2 separate regions of the Homo sapiens genome follow, and region 1 is linked to region 2. Evidence: read pairs that join two places in POLR2A ChIA-PET (ENCODE). Cell type or tissue: OCI-LY7. All regions are shown on one strand.

What was found. Peaks named below come from ENCODE experiments on the same cell type or tissue, not always from the same donor. Only the 100,000 strongest peaks of a DNase experiment are listed, where the experiment ranks them.
Region 1: POLR2A ChIA-PET joins it to region 2 with 5 read pairs; 1 of 35 experiments calls an interaction of 5 or more read pairs at or near these places.

Annotation. Positions count from the first base shown.
Region 1 is chr19:54,167,745-54,170,244 of GRCh38, forward strand. It overlaps TMC4 (transmembrane channel like 4), which reads right to left. Exons shown (of 15, transcript NM_144686.4): 3 at 1,768-1,916; 4 at 704-936; 5 at 427-548. Among named protein-coding and RNA genes, the nearest start is that of TMC4, 4.2 kb to the right of the region's middle. In OCI-LY7, a CTCF peak has its summit at 917 (motif pointing right); a DNase peak (open chromatin) is centred at 957.
Region 2 is chr19:55,196,435-55,198,934 of GRCh38, forward strand. It overlaps PTPRH (protein tyrosine phosphatase receptor type H), which reads right to left. Exons shown (of 20, transcript NM_002842.5): 8 at 2,209-2,478; 9 at 683-982; 10 at 88-354. Among named protein-coding and RNA genes, the nearest start is that of PTPRH, 12 kb to the right of the region's middle. In OCI-LY7, no CTCF peak of the experiment used is centred here; DNase peaks (open chromatin) are centred at 567 and 1,287.

The DNA.
Region 1 (2,500 bases), 1.0 Mb before region 2:
GAATAAAGGGTTACACAGCAAGACCGAGGATTCTGGGGCCGGGCGCGGTGGCTCACGCCTGTAATCCCAGCACTGTGGGAGGCCGAGGCGGGTGGATCACGAGGTCAGCAGTTCAAGACCAGCCTGACCAACATGGTGAAACCCCATCTCTACTAAAAATACAAAAAAGTTAGCTGGGCGTGGTGGCGGGCGCCTGTAATCCCAGCAACTTGGGAGGCTGAGGCAGGAGAATCGCTTGAAACCGGAAGGCGGAGGTTGCAGTGAGCCGAGATTGCGCCACTACACTCTAGCCTGGGCAATAAGAGCAAAACTCCGTCTCAAAAAAAAAAAGACTGAGGATTCTTGGGGAGGGGGTTTCTGCCACCACCACTTGCTTCCCCACCCCAACCCGTCCCGTCAGGGGTCAGGGGTGCAGGTGCCACTGACCGATGCAGGATGAGCAGGAGGCAGATGAGGCCAACGGCAAAGGCCCAGCACAGGTAGGTGACCGCCAGGCGTGGGCGGGGCGGGTAGAAGCCATAGAAGAGAGGGGACCATTCCAGGTAACCCTGTGGGGGGAAGGCGGCGCAGGGGCCACTGTGGGAGGAGGCGGGGCTCCTGGAGCTGCACAGTCAGGGTCTGGGGTCAGGGTTTGAGGTTCGTGTCATTGAAGGCACTGGGGTCACAGGTGGGCGGGGAATCCCCCAGGGACCCAGGCACCTACCTCACCCGAGAGCAAGTTGAAGAGCTGGGTGGCAAAGGTGACCAGGCCCTGGGAGTGGGGGTTATAGGAGCCGCAGGGCGAGGAGATGTCGGGGCCGGGAGGGCCTGGGGGAGCGCCTCCCAACCAGGTGGGCAGCAGCGTCATGCAGGCCATGAGCACAGAGGCCAGCACGTTAAGAAGGAGCAGGAAGCGCAGCAGGGAGAAGTAGGACTCCGTGCCGGCGCCAAACTGGCCTGCAGGGGGCAGCAGAGAGAGGCTCAGGTTCCTTCCCGGGAGCAGGACCAGCCCCTCCTACCCCTGGACTGGGGTCCAGCCGCGCCTTCCTTTCTTTCTTTCTTTTCTTTTCTTTCTTTTCTTTTCTTTTCTTTTCTTTTCTTTTCTTTTCTTTTCTTTTCTTTTCTTTTCTTTTCTTTTCTTTTCTTTTCTTTTCTTTTCTTTTCTTTCTTTCCTTTCTTTCTTCTTTCTTTCCTTCCTTCCTTCCTTCCTTCCTTCCTTCCTTCCTTCCTTCCTTCCTTCCTTCTTCTTTCTCTCTCTCTCTCTCTCTCTCTATATATATATATATATTTTTTTTTTTTTCTTTTCTTTTCTTTTCTTTTTTTTTTTTGAGACGGAGTTTCGCTCTGCCGCCCAGCATGGAGTGCAGTGGCGCGATCTCGGCTCACTGCAACCTCCGCCTCCTGGGTTCAAGCAATTCTCCTGTCTCAGCCTCACGAGTAGCTGGGATTACAGGCGTGCGCCACCATGCTCAGCTAGTTTTTGTATTTTTGGTAGAGACGGGGGTTTCACCATGTTGGTCAGGCTGGTCTCGAATTCTTGACCTCAGGTGATCCACCCACCTCGGCCTCCCAAACTGTTGGGATTACAGGCGTGAGCCACCGCGCCAGGCCCAGCCGTGCCTTTCTCAGACCCAAGAGTCCAGACCCCCAGCCCCTCCTCCCTCAGACCCAAAAATCCAGGCCCAAGCCCCTCCTCCCTCAAACCCAGGAGTCCGTCCCCAGCCCCTCCTCCCTCAGACCCAGGAGTCCAGGCCCTGCCCCCAGGACACCACCCAAACCCCACCGCACCCCCGATCCTCTTCAGTGTCCACGCCCAGGGCTGCAGGCTTCGCAAGCCTTCCTTTGTTTTCTCCTTGGACCTCCGAAGTAGCCGCGCCCATCGGTCCGTCTTAGTTCCAGAGCCATAGACCACCTGGTCCCTGCTGGCATTTCTTTGCCTGGGAGGGAAACAGGCAGAAAATGAGGGGTTTCGCAGCCCCAGACTGGGAACCATCTGAATGTAGACACAATCCAACAGTAGAATGGAGAAGTAAATTGTGGCCTATACATAAGATAGAATACTCTGTAGCAATAAAAAAGAAACCAGCTGGGTACAGTGGCTCAGGCCTGTAATCCCAGCACTTTGGGAGGCCGAGGTGGGTGAATCACCTGAGGTCAGGAGTTCGAGACCAGCCTGACCAACATGGTGAAATCCTGTCTCTACTAAAAATACCAAAAAAAAAAAAAAATTAGCTGGGCCTGGTGGCGGGTGCCTGTAATCCCAGCTACACGAGAGGCTGAGGCAGGAAAATTGCTTGAACCTGGGAGGTGGAGGTTGCAGTGAGCTGAGATGGCGCCATTGCATTCCAGCCTGGGTGACGGAGTGAGATTCCAAGAAAGGAAAGAAAGAAAGAAAAGAAAGAAACCTAATGCTAGGCAGAAGAAGCCAGCACAAAAGACTGAAGACTGTATGATTCTATTTGCACAACGTTGCAGAGCACAGCTTGCAAAGCTCTACAGAAAAGCAGGAGGCTGGAGTGGG
Region 2 (2,500 bases):
GAGTCCCACTGATTTCCTCACAATGGGGCCTGATGGGGTCTACCGAGAATTTCATCATAGCTGGCTGGCCCGCGCGGCTCCGCTCACCTGCACTCTCGGTGTGGCAGACCACAGAGTGAGACACGACCTTCATTCCGTCCCAGATGGTCGTGATGGTGGCTGGGTAGGACCGAGCCGGCCCGAGACCCAACACAGACACAGCCTCCCCACATGAAGATCTGTCCTGGGAGCCCCGCTGTCCTCCCACCTCCAACTCAAAGGCCTCGTAGCCTCCCTGGGGGCAGGACCAGATCAAGTTGACTCCATAGCCCGCTGAGGTGCTGACACAGGAAGTGATGGTGACTGTGTCTGGGTCTGGGTGAAGGAAGCAAGAGGTCAGCAGTGCCATCCAAGGTGGCTTTCCACCCCCTCCACCCCTACCCCCAGTTTTCTGAGACGAGCCCATCCCTTCCTCGCCAAATCCAAACTACCTCATCTTCCCTCCTTTTCTGTCCTCCCCGAATGGACACAAATAAGTCCTTTTAAACTACAACTCCCATGAGGCCTTGGGCTCCTCCATCACTGCAGCTCATGAAGTCATGGCCTGTGGCCTGATGGAATTTGTATTCCATTCATCTCTCAGCTCGCAAGGACTGTGAGCTAAGCCCAGTTCACCACTTGAAGGCAGGAAGGGGATTCTCACATGTGGACGCACAGAGGCTCTGCGTGGAACTGGCTACGTCATTCCTCTCTGCCCACACGGTGAAATTGTACAACGTCCCGGGTTCCAGGGCCTCCACTTTGTACCACGTCTCATTGGTCCTGCTGGTCTGGTTGACCCAATTCGCTTGGGGATCTTGCCCCCTCCGGGGATGTCCCTTGCTGGCCCACTGGACCCAGTATACGTACAACTGAGAGTGGGGGTCTCCAGGGGCCTTCCACCACAGCATGACTGAGTTCTTAGTCTGAGTTTCATTCTGGAGATCTGTGACCTCATTGGGAGCTGAGAAGTGAGAACAGAGGCCTAAGGGGGTATCCTCGAAGACCCTCCTACCCCAGCCTGTCTGCCTCTCCCCCACAGCAAAGCTGAGATATCCATTATTGATGGCTCCAGTGGCTAAGGAGGCTGAACCACAGGAAAGAGTCTAGATACCCAAAGACCATGGGGACCAGAATCTCCTAGCCCTCTCCGTCCCCTGGCTACAGCCCTGGGTCCCACCCTGTCATCTTTCTGTTCTTCCCAAATGCACACCAATTCCACCTACTGAAACTACAGTTCCCATGAGGCTATGGATTCTCTGTATCGCTTCAGCTTATGAAGTCATGGCCCCATGGTGTGATGGGATTTGTAGTCCTCCACCTCTCATGGCCCTCGAGATCTGATCTCTGTATTTTCTTTCCCACAGGAACCCCAGGTAGGGTGTCTTCTCACTCTAGACACACCACGTTTGTAGAGGGAGCTGATAAATTTCATCTTTTTAGCCCAAATGACCAAGGATTAAAGAGTTCCAGGTTCAGGCCAGGCATAGTGGCTCACTCCTGTAATCTCAGTGCTTTGGGAGGCCGAGGCGGGAGGATCACTTGAGCCCAAGAATTCGACACCAGCTTGGGCAACATAAGGAGACCCTCTCTCTACAAAAAATATTTTTTTAAATGAGCTGGGCATGGTGGCGCATGTTTGTGGTCCCAGCTACTCAGGAGGCTGAGGTGGGAGAATCAGTTGAGCCCAGGAGGTCGAGGCTGCAGTAACCATGATCACACTACTGCACTCCAGCCTGGGCAACAGAGCAAGACCCTGTCACACACACAAAAAAGAATGAACCTAGTCTCCAGAGTGATTTTGATTTTTCTCATGAGTGGGACCCACCGTGCCTAGGCTGAGAGGTGGGGCCCTCTCGCTTCATCTAATTCCCTGGGACCAGCTGTTGGCTATTGTCCAGCTGGTGACTTTGTCAGCTCCTGAGAGGTGGTGCTGGACAATTGAGGGCTCCCCCTGACCCCAAAGAGTCCATTTCCCAAAGGGAGAAAAAACAGGTCCCACAGCTTGGAAAGCCCTGTCTGCTAAGAAACGACACCCACTAGGAACGGGACCTACAGGTTTAAGCTCCGGCCGGTGAGGCTGGAGAGGCCCATGGGTACTCTTCATCTCCCAAGGAGCTCCCAAAGTCCTTTCATCTTTTTCCTTCCCCCATCCTAATAGGGCTGGGTTCAGAACCGACTGTGTCTCACCAGTGGCTGCAGTGAGGGTGCTGTTATAGCCTCTGACCTCATTCCTCTCGGCCCAGACGGTGAGGTGGTACAGGCTGCCAGCTTCCAGTTCCTTTAGGGTGATGTCAGTACCTGAGGTGCTTTGGGTCCTGGGGTCAGTCATGCCTTCCCTGACCCATGAGACCCAGTAGCTGTAGGAAGACTGGCCTGGGCCCTGGGGAGCTGTCCAGCGCAAAGCAATGGTGCTGTTGGTCCAGTCCTGCTTGCTGAGGCTTGTCACTGCGTTGGGGACTGGGAGAGGGAGCAGAGTCAG